Regions from separate parts of the Homo sapiens genome. Here region 1 is linked to region 2. A link is an interaction called in ENCODE POLR2A ChIA-PET data of the cell type or tissue named here. Cell type or tissue: PC-3. All regions are shown on one strand. Links, peaks and the distances in the headings refer to the core of each region. The heading gives the core; the rest is flanking DNA.

What was found. ChIA-PET counts read pairs that join two places held together with the same protein. Peaks named below come from ENCODE experiments on the same cell type or tissue, not always from the same donor. Only the 100,000 strongest peaks of a DNase experiment are listed, where the experiment ranks them.
Region 1: POLR2A ChIA-PET joins it to region 2 with 8 read pairs; 1 of 35 experiments calls an interaction of 5 or more read pairs at or near these places.

What each region holds. Positions count from the first base shown.
Region 1 is chr10:58,399,410-58,406,173 of GRCh38, reverse strand. No RefSeq gene overlaps it. Among named protein-coding and RNA genes, the nearest start is that of TFAM, 17 kb to the right of the region's middle. In PC-3, for the core only: no CTCF peak of the experiment used is centred there; a DNase peak (open chromatin) is centred at 5,373; H3K27ac peaks cover 378 bases.
Region 2 is chr10:58,852,445-58,860,145 of GRCh38, reverse strand. No RefSeq gene overlaps it. Among named protein-coding and RNA genes, the nearest start is that of LINC00844, 140 kb to the left of the region's middle. RefSeq lists enhancers at 3,008-3,624, 2,762-3,961. In PC-3, for the core only: no CTCF peak of the experiment used is centred there; a DNase peak (open chromatin) is centred at 3,435.

The DNA of each region.
Region 1 (6,764 bases), core at 4,265-6,764, 460 kb after region 2:
ATTTAGTCCTTTATCTCTTTAAACACAAAATTGTATATGCCTATTTTAAAATGTGAATTTGAAAATAAAAAAATAGAAGTAAAAACATTTGAGGACCCCTTTTCTCAGGCCCCACTCTCTGGCTCTTTAATTGTCTGAGGTGGGCAAGAATATTATGTTTTTTTAAAGTTCCTTTGGTGAGGGCAGGCGCAGTGGTTCATGCCTGTAATCCCAGCACTTTGGGAGGCCAAAGTGGGAGGATTGCTTGAGCCCAGAAGTTCGAGACCGGCCAGGGCAACACAGCAAGACCCCATCTCTACAAAAAATTTAAAAAATTAGCTAGGCGTGATGGCACGCACCTGTGGTCCCACCCAGCTACATGGGAGGCTGAGGTGGGAGGATCCCTTGAGCCCAGTAAGTTGAGGCTTCAGTGAGCCTTCTTCGTGCCACTGCACTCCAGCCTGAGCAACAGAGCAAGACCCTGTCTCAAAATAAATTAAGAAATAAACAAACTCCCCCAGGCGACTCTAATGTGCTGCAAGGTTGTGAGGAGCTGGCCTAAAGACAGTGGTCTCTCTCAATTGGACAATGTCGGACAAGGAGTAGAAAAAATGAGAGCCACATTGTTTACCATTTACCTGGGAGTGTTAGTCATCTGGCAAGGTTTAACTATTTGCAAGGTTTATAAAAATACCAAATCAACAAGGCCTTATAGAACTTAAGCTTCAAAAAATGTTAGAGGGCCCAGTAACTATGGTGCCTTCCAATGATGAAACGTTATTTGCAAGGCACTGTACCAATTATTGTAAGTAAGTGGAATTATTTCAACTGTAGACAGTTCCAGGCCTAGAGCACTAAGCCACTTGGAGATATGGTGACAAAGAAAAATTAATTGGCAATTGTCCCTGGGCTCACCTGTTGACCTTTTCCACAGCAATATTTTTTTCTGTTTACTGTCCAAAATCTCAAGTCTGCAACTTAATTTTGTTTTCCACATCCCTATTTCTCCTCTATTCTCTTTTTGTGCCTTACCTGTTTTTTTCTCATCTTTGTTTCTTATTATGATACACCCTATAGTGATGAAAGATGAAACCAGGATTTGAGCTCAATGCTGAATTCCACAATTAATTAGCCGTGTGACCTACTAAATAATCTATAAGATGGGTGTTGTTGTTGTGTATAGTGGGGTGAATGGTAGGCCAAAGAAGGAAATGCTTGCGCCCTAATCCCTGCAGCCCATGAGTATTATTGTATGGCAAAGGATGTGATTAAGTTTCTTGAGATGAAGGGTTTTTCCTGATTATCTGGGAGGACCGTAAATGAAATCACATGTATCCTTGGGAAAGAAAGGCAGAAGGAGTCTGGGGACACATAGAGAAGAGAAGATATGAAAACGGAGCAGAGGGAGCTGCAGCCACTACAAGCCAAAGAATGCTGACAGCACCAGAAACTGGAAGAAACAAAGAACAGATTCTCCCCTAGAGCTTCCACAAGGATTATGGTTCTGTTGACACCTTGATTTTTGACGCCTAGCCTTTTAAAATTACTGTTTTTTATTTTTTTAAAACAAGGTCTAGCTCTGTTGTCCAGGCTGGAGTGCAGTGGTGCAGTCTCGGCTTACTGCTGCCTCAAACTCCCTGACACAAGCGAGCCTCCCACCTCAGCCTCCCAAGTAGCTGGGAATACAGTTGTGCACCACCACGACTAGCTAATTTTTTACTAGAGATGAGGTCTCACTATGTGGCCCAGGCTGGTCTCGAACCCCTGGCTCAAGTGATCCTCTTGCCTCAGCCCCCCAGAGTGCTAGAATTACAGGCATGAGCCAGGATTACTTCCGCCCTTTAGAACTGTGAGAGAATAAATTTCTCTTGTTTGAAGTTACCAAATTTCTGGTTATTTGTTACAGCAGCCACAGGAAACCAATAATCCTGGTTACTTCCCAAGGCAAAGAAGAAGCTAAGCAATACACAAGTGCTTTGTAAACTAAACTGTTACACAAGTACAAGCTCTCTTTACTGGTCACTTTCCACAGGGATTTCTAATACCATGCACACAGCTGTTGTCATGGATCAGTCTTCATGGAAAAGACTTCAGGGGAGTTCCTGGGGCTTTCCTGTCTCATTGCACACACTTCTCCCCAATCCTTCTCTTTCCAAAAAGTTTAGTATTTCTTTCGGTAGTGGTGTGGATATTGCTAATTGTAGCAGCCCCCCAGAAAAAGAGTTAGAACTACCTTAGCCATGTCTCTTGAACCTAGGAAGCAATTACTCTTCTCTTTATCACAAGATCCTTCAGGATATAGAGCAGGCTTTCTCAACAGCAGCAAGACTGATGTTTGGGACTGGACAATTCTTTGCTATGGGGATGACTCTGCAGCATCCTTGTCCTCTACCCACTAGATGCCAGTAGTACCCTCCCCAGTCATGACAATCATGTATTTCTCAGAATAATGCCAAATGTTCTGAGGCAAACTGCTCTGCCCTCCCTCCCCACCAATCAGGTCAAGAAACCCTGATTTAGAGGATGACAGGACATGACTGGCCAAAGATCTATCTAGTGTGACTGTATTAGGGAAGCAGAAGCCTAGAAGAGCCAGAGTGACACCATTTTAAAATCAACTCCATCTTAAACTTCCCAGTCATGACCCATAGAACTAAGATGTTCACAGCTAAGAAAACAGCTTAAAGACACCTGTAAGAACAAACTCCTACAGCAGAAAGTCCAGAAGTCCCAATACTCATAACAATATATGCTTCCAAGAATTATAGTTATGCTTTGATGCACTTACACACTAAGAAGTCAAACACAGAGTTATTTATTTATTTATCTGAGATGGAGTTTGGCTCTGTCACCCAAGCTGGAGTGCAGTGGCATGATCTTGGTTCACTGCAACCTCCGCTTCCCGGGTTCAAATGATTCTCCTGCCTCAACCTCTTGAATAGCTGGGATTACAGGTGTGTGCCACCATGCCTGGCTAATTTTTGTATTTCGTAGTAGAGATGGGGTTTCGCCATGTTGGCCAGGCTGGTCTTGAACTCCTGGCCTCAAATGATCCGCCCATCTAGGCCTCCCAAAGTGCTGGGATTACAGGCGTGAGCCACCGCACCTGGCCAAGGATGGATTTCCTTAAATCAATAAAGTACTAAATTTTGTCATGCTATCTGTCTATCCACCTGTACGCACACCTTAGTCTTTACATAGAGAAGACCCCTATATAAGAAAAACTTAAAGACAGTGCATTCCTCTGCTTGTTTTCTGAGGATGCCTACTCTGGAATGGAGTAGCTTTCAATAAACTATCTCTTCTCACTGCACTTTGCAACTCATCTTGAATTCTTTCCTGTGCAAGATCCAAGCCTCTATTGGGGTCTGAATCAAGATCCCCTTTCTGGTAACAGCTCCATTCCTTGTAGATAACCCCAATCTCCATTCATACATTAAGATTTGTCCTAGATGTCAACAGAGGACGTATGTCCTAGTAGCTTGCTGATTCATCATGAAATTGGTCTTTTTGATAGTTTCATCAGTGTTTCTTAAATTACGATCAATATTCCATCTGTGGCAGGATCACTTGAGCCTCTTGTTGACCTGCTGAGAGATCCAGGAATTTCCATTTTACGTGTTTTACAGATGATTCTTAAAATTTCTTTGATAAACACTAGTTTGGATGAACTTCAGACTCCAGGTAGATGATGTTATTTATTCTACTCTCCTGGTTCTGGAAACTGATCCCAGTTCTCCCTGACAAAGTCCTCCTTCACACTTGCTGTCAGTTGAACATCTGATTCTGGAGACCCCAGCCTAACTTCTGCCTACACTGACATCTCAGGCTGTCTGTTGTCACTTACAGTACTGATGTCTCACCTTTCTGTCCCCAATAGCATTGATGTCCTTGGATACAAGCTCTGATTTCTTTGGATGCATTCAGAGCTCTTATGTTTGTCTCTATATAAATAAAGCCTTGGCTATGCCTAATGTAGTAACTCTATCAACCCTTCCAGCTTTAACATATTTTTGTATGCATGCCTGCATCCTAAATCCTAGCCTTGTTCTGCCTTTAGAGCCCTGGATACAATAACCTAGAGGGACCAGAAATCTATAGGTCTAGGTAGAGAAATGATCAAATTGAAGGAATTCAGCTCCTTCTTCAACATTCCCCATCTTGGCTGCCCAAAGAAACTTAAGCATAACCTTTTCTATCTTTCTCTACCTTATCTCTCACACTCCATCAATTATCAAGTCCTGTGGATTCAACTTCTCAAATATCTCTTGAATTAACCGAATTCTGTCCATCCTAACACGAGGCAATTGAACGTGCTGTTTCTCCTGCCTTTCCACAAATATAGAAGACTGTCAGCTGCACAGCAGCCACTCTCACTGGCAGGTTAGCCCACAATCATGCTCCAAAATTATGTAGAGAACAAATTTATAATCTGCCATAAGCAAGTTAATATGAAGATGCCACTGATGACACAGAATACTAGAAACTAATATACAAAAGCACCAACTTTAATTACAGATCCAATATATCCCTATCAAAACCCAGCTGGTTTCTTTACAGAAATTGACAAGCTGATCCTAAAATTCAGATGAATATGAAAGAGATCCAGAGTAGTTAAAACAATCTTCAAAAAAATCAAAGTTGGAGATCTCAGATTTCCTATTATAAAATTTATAACAAATTACAGTAGTCAAGACAATGTCATACTGGCATAAAGACGACATATAAATCAATGTAATAGAATTGAGACTTCAGATATAAACCCATAGATCTGTGGTCAATCGATTTTTCACCAGGGTGTCAAGACAATTCAACAGAGAAAAAATAATCTTTTCAACAAATGGTGCTAGGAAAACAGATATCCACAGGTGAAAGAATGAAGCTAGACACCTATCTCACATCATACACAAAAATTAACTCAAAATGGATAGACCTACATGCAAGAGCTAAAACTATAAAACAGAAGAAAATACTGGGGGTAAATCTTCATAATCTTCAATTTTGCAATGGTCTCTTGGATATGACACCAAAAGCACAAGCAACAAAATGAAATAGATAAACTGGACCCCATCAAAATTAAAATTATTGTGCTGCAACTGATACCATCAATAAAGTGAAAAAACAATTCCTGGAATGGGAGAAAATATTTGTAATTAATTTATTTTATAGTGGCTTTATGTCTATTATATATACAGAACTCCTGAAACTGTAATAAATGAGATAACCCATTTCAAAATGGGCAAAGAACTGGAATAGATAATTTTCCAAAGAAATACAAGTGGCCAAGAAGTACATAAAAAAATGCTCAACATCATTAGTCAGAATGTAAACACATCAAAATCACGAGATACTTCAAACCCACTAGGATGGCTATAAAAAAGACATACAATAACAAGTGTAAGATTGCCATATACATGATTCACTCATTATCAGCCACTACTGAACTGCCAGCTTAGGAAGTTAGGAAGCTCTGAGTTATAATACTACTCCCACCAATGATAGCTCCACATTATTAAATCTAAAGAACTTTTTTAAATGGCCAGTTCCACCCTCCAGATTCTGGCCCAGCTATCTGCATGCACTGACGGTTGATTCTACTCAGCCATAGTCAAGAATCACAGCACCCGGCTTGAAAAAAAAAACAAAAAACCTATTCTGCAGTAGCGTATCACTCTACTTTCCTCAGTTTTGAGTAAAATATTCACTGGGGAGAAAAAAGCAAACCTTACGTCTACTGATACCTACCCCTCTCCTGCCCCATGCACCCTGTAATTTCTCTCCAACCACCTTAAGGGCCTTTTTTTTTTTTTTTTTTTTTTTAAAGATAGGGTCCTGCCATGTTGCCCAGGCTTGACTTGAACTCCTAGGTCAAGTGATCCTCCCATCTCAGCCTCCTGAGTAGCTGCGACTACAGGAACCAGCCACCACACACCCATGTCCACCCACCTTAGGGTTAATCTTTGTTACTAGCCCTCACTACTCAGAATTGGTGAGACCTCTCCATTTCTGCTTCACTCAGCTTACGTGGTTTGCTCACACTGACACCAACAAACACCTGTCAATCCCTATGTCCCTCCTGTCTTCCAAAAATACCTAGAAATTGCTGCTCTATTGACGGTAGTATTTCTTGTTTTCTAGTGTTGCTATTATTTGTCTATTGTACTTGGTTTTGCATTTTAGTCACCTGAATGATATCTGGAAGAAGGCGGTTTCACCATTTCAAATCTTTTTTTCACCATTTTATTGTCATTCAGGTTACTACAAATGGTAAGTAGAAGCTCTGCAAAAGTAAAAACTGAGTGGGAGGAAATCATTTTGGGAAAATATTCTGAACTATTTCAGTCCAATTAATATTTGATACTAAGCTTCTACAGCATCAGATGTTACTTATGTCAGCATAAGGAGAAAATTCCTATACTTTAAAAAAGTTTCCATTACCCCCATCTAAATATTGCCTGATAGTCACAGTATAAATTCAAGCTTGGAAAAACTACTGGCATCACTAAGTATCCCCTGACACCAAAGTTCCTGTTCATCTTAGTTACACAACTACTGATGACCTGTTCTGACTGGTGACTGAGAGGAAAAAATAAAGAAATGAGTAAGATGGTCGGTAATACTTCAACACTTCCCAGTGATTAATACATTTGGACCCGTCGTCTCATCACTTAATCCTACCCAACATTTAACGCATGAAATTTCCAGTAAAAAAAAAAACAGAACCTCATAGATGGGTCTAATCAAAACTGCCCTTTCTAAAAATATGAAGGCTAGCAGTTGGTAAC
Region 2 (7,701 bases), core at 2,010-4,509:
CACTCATCTTTCAGGGTTGCCATGGATAACATTGGCTTTTCCTTGGAACCATGAACTTTGCTTGTGAGTCAGGAAGAATCTCATTGTTTGGCCACTCAGGGAGTGAGATATCGAGCCCAAAGGATAGGTGCTTCCAAGGATTCTGGCAAGAGGAGCAAATAGACAATGTAATGCTGTATGGAAGCATGCCTTGTGTGGGAAAGAGAGGGAGGGAAGACTGTAGAAAGGCCTTTGCAAGCCAGAGAAGGTATCAGATGAAAAAAGAAGGATAGTGAATGCTATCCAAGCAGGGGATAGAAGGGACAAAAGACACAGGACAAATCTTTTGGGACCAGGCAAGCAGTGATGAGCAGCATCTGAAGAAAGAATTCCATGACCTGTTGGCTCTTCTCCAGATACTTCATGGTGCTGAGCTGGCTCCAGACAGGCAAAAGCCTTCATTTACAGCTGGTAAGCAATATTGTGATTGTAACCAAATCCTCTGGGAGTTGGTAAACCATTTCCATGAGTCTCATGAAAATATGCTTTGTTATAAAGTGAGACTGTATCTGCTCAGCTACCGGGTTCATAGAAATTTGCTACAGCATCCCTTGCCGTTGAAATACCAAAGAACCCAAATGTCTATTTTAAAGTTAACATCTGCTGCACCTTAACCAAGAACAATGACAGTCCAAGGACCAAGTTCAATAATCACCAGTAGTGCCTCATATATGATTATTTGGTGAACATGACTAAATTGTTTTGGCACCAAATCTATGTTAACTTATCGTGTATAGGAAAGTATAAATATGTATTAAGCAAGCAGGGTGCCAGGCAATATGCTGGAAATTTTACCTAGTCATCTCATTTAATTCTCATAAGTAATCTATGAGATAAGACTTTACAGATGAGGGAATTGAGGCTCGAAGAGGTGAATTAAATTGCCCATGACTACACAGCTAGGAAGTAATAGAGGTATATTTTGTAGCTGTGTCTATTAAACTCTTTCCATTTGCACTATTCTGTCCTCAAAACACTTAATATATGTTAACTTAAATATAAGACCTCAAACCATGAAACTACACCAGGAAAACATTGGGGAAAATCTCTAGGACATTAATCTGGGCAAAAATTTCTCGAGCAATACCCAACAAGCACAGGTAACCAAAGCAAAAGTGGACAAATGAGATCACATCAAGTTAAAAAGCTTCTGCACAACAAAGGATACAATTCACAGTGAAGACACAACTCACAGAATGGGAAAAAATATTTGCAAACTACCCATCTGACAAGGGATTAGTAACCAGAATACATAAAGAACTCAAACAACTCTATAGGAAAATATCTAATAATCCAGTCAAAAGATGGCCGAAAGATTTGAATAGACATCTCTCAAAAGAAGACATAGAAATGGCAAGCAGGTATATGACAAGGTGCTAAACAGCACTGATCATCAGAGAAATGCAAATCAAAATCACAATGAGACATCATCTCACTCCAATTAAAATGGCTTGTATCCAAAAGACAGGCAATAAAAAATTCTGGCAAGGATGTGGAGAAAAGGGAACAAACACTTGTACGCTGTCAGTGGGAATGTAAATTAGCACAACCACTGTGGAAAATTGTTTGGAGATTCCACAAAACACTAAAAATTGAGCTACCATTTGATCCAGCAATCCCACTGCTGGGTATATACCCAAAAGAAAGGCAATCAGTATATCGACAAGATATCTGCACTTTCATGTTTGTTGCAGCACTGTTTACAATAGCTAACATTTGGAAGTAACATTAGTGTCCATCAACAGGTGGATGGATTAAAAAAAACTGTGGCACATATATACAATGGAGTACTACTCAGCCAGTAAAAAGAAGGAGATCCAGTCATTTGCTACAACATGGATGGAACTGGAGATCATTATGTTAGGTGAAATATAAACCAGGAAGAAAAAGACAAACATCACATGTTCTCACTTTTTTGTGGGATCTAAAAATCAAAACAATTGAACTCATGGACATAGAGAGTAGAAGGATGGTTACCAGAGGCTGGGAAGGGTAATAGGGGGTTGAGGGAGGTGAGGATAGTTAATGGAAACAAAAAAAGTAGAAAGAATGAATAAGACCTACTATTTGATAACACAACAGGGTGACTATAGTTGATAATAACAGTACATCTTTTAAAAACTTAGAGTGTAATTGGACTGTTTGCAACTTGGAATAAGCGCTTGAGGGGATGGATACCCATTCTTCAAAGTGTGTGTGTGTATATATATATGTGTGTGTGTGTATATATATATATATGTGTGTGTATATATATATGTGTGTGTGTATATATATGTGTGTGTATATATATATGTGTGTGTATATATATATACACATACAGGTAACGAAACTGAGGTTAGAGAATTGAAGTAACATGCCCAGGGTCATAGATATTAAAGGGAAGATCTGGGATTAAATACAGGAAGTCTGATTCCAGAAATCACACTCTCAACACATTCTTTTGCCTCTGTTTTCAAATATTTGAGAACTAAGTGCTTTTCAGAACTTTAAACATTCTAGACATTCTAGGGAATGCCACAAAATCCAAAATGGCATCAATAAGCATCTAAAGGGAAATGTGCCTGGCCAGTCTTAGGGATGAGGGATGTGACAAACTGACTAACTGAATGGGAAAGCCCCTGAAACCTCTGGAATATTATGCTTCTGCAACGTACTCCCACTGTGACACCTGACCTTAGCCCAACACCTCCTGCTGGAACTTTGGAAGTTCAGGACAGAAGCCTCAAAGGATTCTGCAGAAGCCTGGCCTCAGTGCTGAGGCAGGATCTACCTCCAACATCAGCAGCTGCCCCACTTTAGGACTCCCATACCACCTGCTTGCCAGCGCTAGATCTGAAAGATGGGAAAACATATAAAATCTATAAAAACCGAACATGCACTTCATAGGCAGAAAATAGTTCAGATCTGAAAGGTTAATGGGGCACCCTTACTTTCCAGGGCTGCTTGCAATGTGTCTCATGAAGAACTCAGCCACCTCTGAAGGACGGGCTGCCGTGGGAACAGAGTGAGCTGAAACATCTGAAAGCCACACAGGGTGAGTGAGCAACCATCTTGGTTCGCCAAGGACTGAGGGGGCTTCCCAGGACAGGCACCTGTAATCCCAGCTACTCAGGAGGCGGAGGCAGGAGAATGACGTGAAGCCGGGAGGCAGAGGTTGTAGTGAGCCAAGACAGTGCCATTGCACTCCAGCCTGGCCGACAGAGTGAGACTCTGTCTCAAAAAATAAAAATAAAAATAATGAAATGCATCATCATTCATATCTGTCCCCTCATTCCCAGAAAGTTCTATTTAGAACTTTCAGTGCTAAAAACCAGTTGGTCACCCTCCACCCATGTAATGGTCAACAAGAACCCCAGGGAGTCCTCTGCATTCCAGCACATTCCATTCATGCCATGCTATACCATTCACAGCTAACAGAGCTGCCCAGTCATGCACACATGTTCTGACTGTCAGCATTTGGACACCCACTTCAGCGCTTACTGTTATAACTGCAGCACCCACTTCCTTAGAACAGCTGCTTTATTTGCAGCCCTGGTCTGCTTAAATCAGATGAAATTATTTTCACAAGTTGCTGTCTCACAGCCAGAGAAGAGGCAGAGTTTGATGGCTTGTTTAGAATTTAACTCTATCACCTTGAGTTGCTGAACCTCTGAACTGGTCACAGAATAAACTGCTATCAATCTGGGATAGAGGGATCAGATATGAATGATGATGCATTTCATCATTTTTATTTTTATTTTTATTTTTATTTTTTGAGACGGAGTCTCACTCTGTCGCCCAGGCTGGAGTGCAATGGCACTGTCTCGGCTCACTGCAACCTCTGCCTCCCAGGTTCACGCCATTCTCCTGCCTCAGCCTCCCAAGTAGCTGGGATTACAGGCACCTGCCACCAAGCCCAGCTAATTTTTTGTATTTTTAGTAGAGACAGGGTTTCGCCATGTTGGCCAGTCTGGTCTCAAACTCCTGACCTCATGATCCGCCCGCCTCAGCTTCCCAAAGCGCTGGGATTACAGGCATGAGCCACTGCGCCCAGCAGCATTTCACCAGTTTTAAAATTCTCAGTTACAAAGCAGTACCTGGAACTGGTTCCAAAGAAGAGTTTTGACTAATTGTTTCACATTAAGTTTTTCAACCCCTGTATATAATTAGCTTCTTGGGAGTATGTATCTGTCTGTGGGCAGGGCCTGGTGTTCCTTGGGAATCCTGAAGATTAAGCAATTTAGCGTATGAGCATTTAAAGTGCAGTCAGCCCCATTTAAAAATGACCATTATAAGCCAAGCTGAGCCCCTGCCTTTAAGAGAGGCCTCAGTCGAGGGTCAGGTGTGGTGGCTCCTGACCGTGTTTCCAGCACTTTGGGAGGCTGAGGCTGGTGAGAAGATTGCTTGAACTCACTAGTTCAAGAACACCCTGGGCAACATGGCGAAATCCTGTCTCTACAAAAAATACAAAAATTAGCCGGGTATGATGTAGTCCCAGCTACTTAGGAGGCTGAGATGGGAGGATGGCTTGAGCCCACGGAGGAGGCTGAGATGGGAGGTTGCAGTGAGCCATGATTACACCACCGCACTCCAGCCTGGGTGACAGAGTGAGACCACTCTGTCTCAACAACAACAACAAAAAGGTCTCAGTCTAATTAGAGAACTGCAAACACAGAATCCTGTAAGCCCCAGGGATTACAGATGTCAGGAGCTGTTATTATGGATTTATTTCTGACCCACAGGGGATGAGGGGAACCAGGTGTGAGTTCAAGCACAGAAGTCCCTGCTGACTGCAGTGTGGCATCCTTCCAAAGTAATCCCCTGACTTTGTGTCTCTTCTCCTTTGGGAAGGCCAATGGGTGCCCTGAGACTGTCACATCTAGAAGAAAGGCTCTTGGAAGTTGTGTGCCCTCCCACCTCCTCCTCTATCCAGCACATGACCAACCCTATGGTTCAGCCCCAGAGACTGCGCTGCTGTCTCTGGTGGAAGTGCCTACTGGAGCCACATAGTCTCTGATTATACCAAAAGGATCCAGCCCTGAACAGATGGCCACCTTGCTCACATTGGACTTCATATCTGGCCAAGATAACAGCATTATCTAGCATTATCTATCTAATGAGCAATCTAGCAAATGAGGTTGAACATGCAAGTATCATTCTGCATTTAAACGTCCCAGCTGTTGGCTCCTAGGCTGTGGGCCATGGAGCAGGCTGAGATGGGCCTGAGCATAAAGTATAGGCATGAGATGGGCCTCTCAAACCAACCAAGGCACCAGATGGAGTTAGAAAGCATTACTTGCATTTAGATTGAGTCTCATAACCTCTTATGAACCAAGGGCAGGCTGGCCAACTCCCACCAGGGAAATGACATTAGAGTGTTTAGGGAACAGCTATTTTCCTGCTGATAAAAGCAGCATGTGTTGATTTACTTTATTATCTATTGCAGTGGTTCTTAAACTTTAGCTTTTAGAAGATCACCTGGAGGACTTTTAAAACACAGGGTAGGTCCTTGTGGGGCTTGAGAATTGGCATTTCTAGCACATTTCCAAGTGATGCAGATGCTACTAGTTCCGGGATCATGCTTGAGAAGCACTTATTTACAGGGAATAATCCCATATCACAAACATCTTCTCCAGACTCAGCCCTTATAAAAATTATTGTGAAGTGCCATATACCAACATGCCCACATATTTAGTAGAAAAAAAGGGAGGGATACTCACAGCTAACATTCAATCACCTAAATAGCAATATTTATTGAGCACCTACCATGTGCAAAACCAGACTGAACTCTGTAAAGATGAAAAGGAAGTGTCAAATTTGGTAGGAATCAGAATTAAATACTTTTTTGGAGGCCACTGGTCAATATATATAAAAAACCTTGAAGTGTGCCACTCTTTCACCAAGCAACTCCGTGTCTAGGAATCTAAACCAAGAAAATAAAGATGTGACAAAATTAAGCTAGAAAAAGTTCACTGAAGCTTTTTAAAAGTGAAAAGGTAGAAATCTAAATGGCTGGTATATATATATCCTTATACACACACACCTCCCACGATTCTCTAGATCAGTGGTTCTGGAATGTCTCGAGACAGTTTTGATTGTTACAGCTCGGGAGTAGTTTGCTCCTAGCATCTAGTGGGTAGAAGCCAAGGATGCTGCTGAATATTCATCCTATCATGCACAGGACAGTCCTCACAACAAAGAGTCATCTGGCCCAAAGTGTCAGTCAAGAGTGCCAAGACTGAGAAATCTTGACCTAGACTCATGTGCCAGGGATTCCAACAGAGTCACACTCACTAAAATAGCTGCCATTTCCTAGAATCAGGCTGCCACCTGAATAATGAAAGGCTTTGTTCCCCTCAAAATTTCATACTGTTGAGGTAGGGAATAGAATGGTGGTTACCAGAGGCTGGGAGGGTAGTGTGGTGAAGAGATATAAACAGGAATTGGCTAATGAGTAAAAAAAAAAAAAAAAATAGTTAGAAGGAATAAAATATAATGCTTGGTAGCACAATAGGGTGACTATAGTTAACAATAATTTATTGTATATTTCAAAATAATTAGAAGAGTAGATTTGGAATGTTCCTAACACAAAGGAATGATAAATGCTTGAGGTGATGAATATCCCAATTACCCAGATTTGATCATTGCACATTGTGTACTTGTTTCAAAACATTACGTGTACCCCATCAGTATGTACATTATGTATTCATAAAATTTTTTTAGGTCTCATGCTGTTATTTCTGTGTCCTGGAGCTGTCTCAAGTGAATTCACACAGTTCATGTAGTCTTTCTCTCTCCGCTCCTGCCCTTGTGGTGGCACGTGCAAGAGAAGTCCCTTAGGAGCAGCAACTCACCCTGCATAGATGCCTGCACCCTCCAGGGAAACACTGATGAGGCCAAGTGTGCTGTCCCTGGTGTGCCCAGAGCTAGCTAACACAGTTCTCAGGGCATCCCACCATGGCTCTGCAGGCTTAGAGAGAACCCCCTGCCCACCTCTGTCTCATTTAGTTACCTGGAAACCAAAGAGGTACTATTGGTCAGTCTCATGGAGTACGCTGTGAGAGCAGTTATTCCAGCTTCTGCCTATAGCTGCTATCTATAATGCTCCAATACAAGCGTGAGGGGCCCAGCCAGGAGACCACAGAGCTAGGAAAAGACTGTTCTGTCCTTTTGTATCTAAAGCACTTGAGCCAACCACTTTTCTCCTCCTATAGAAAACAATCTGCATGCAAATAAATATTTTAAAATGTATACACAAATACAGGTGGACTAAGTACTATAAGTTCAGAGAAAGGCCCAATTATTCCAGTTGACATTTTCCACAGCAGGCTGGAGGTCCCTCACCAGCAGCCACATTAGCCAGGCTCACTCCCATTCCTTTGCCTTCACTTATTCTCCAATAGAAGGTCTACTGCCTCCTTTCTGCCTACCCAAATCCTATTATCTTTCGAGGCCTAGTTCTCATCTCCTTCGGGAAGGTTTTGAAATCAGCTAGAATGCTTTTAGCTATTAGTGAGGGAATTTTTTAAAATTTAGTTTTATTATTTAATGTAAAAAAAAAGTCTGAAGGTAGAGAGTTCCAAAATTAAGCGATTCAGTAGCTCAGGGACTTTTCCTTAATTCTCTTGATTTTTGTCTCAGAGTCACAAGATGGTTGCCACAGCACCTCATCATCATGAAAAC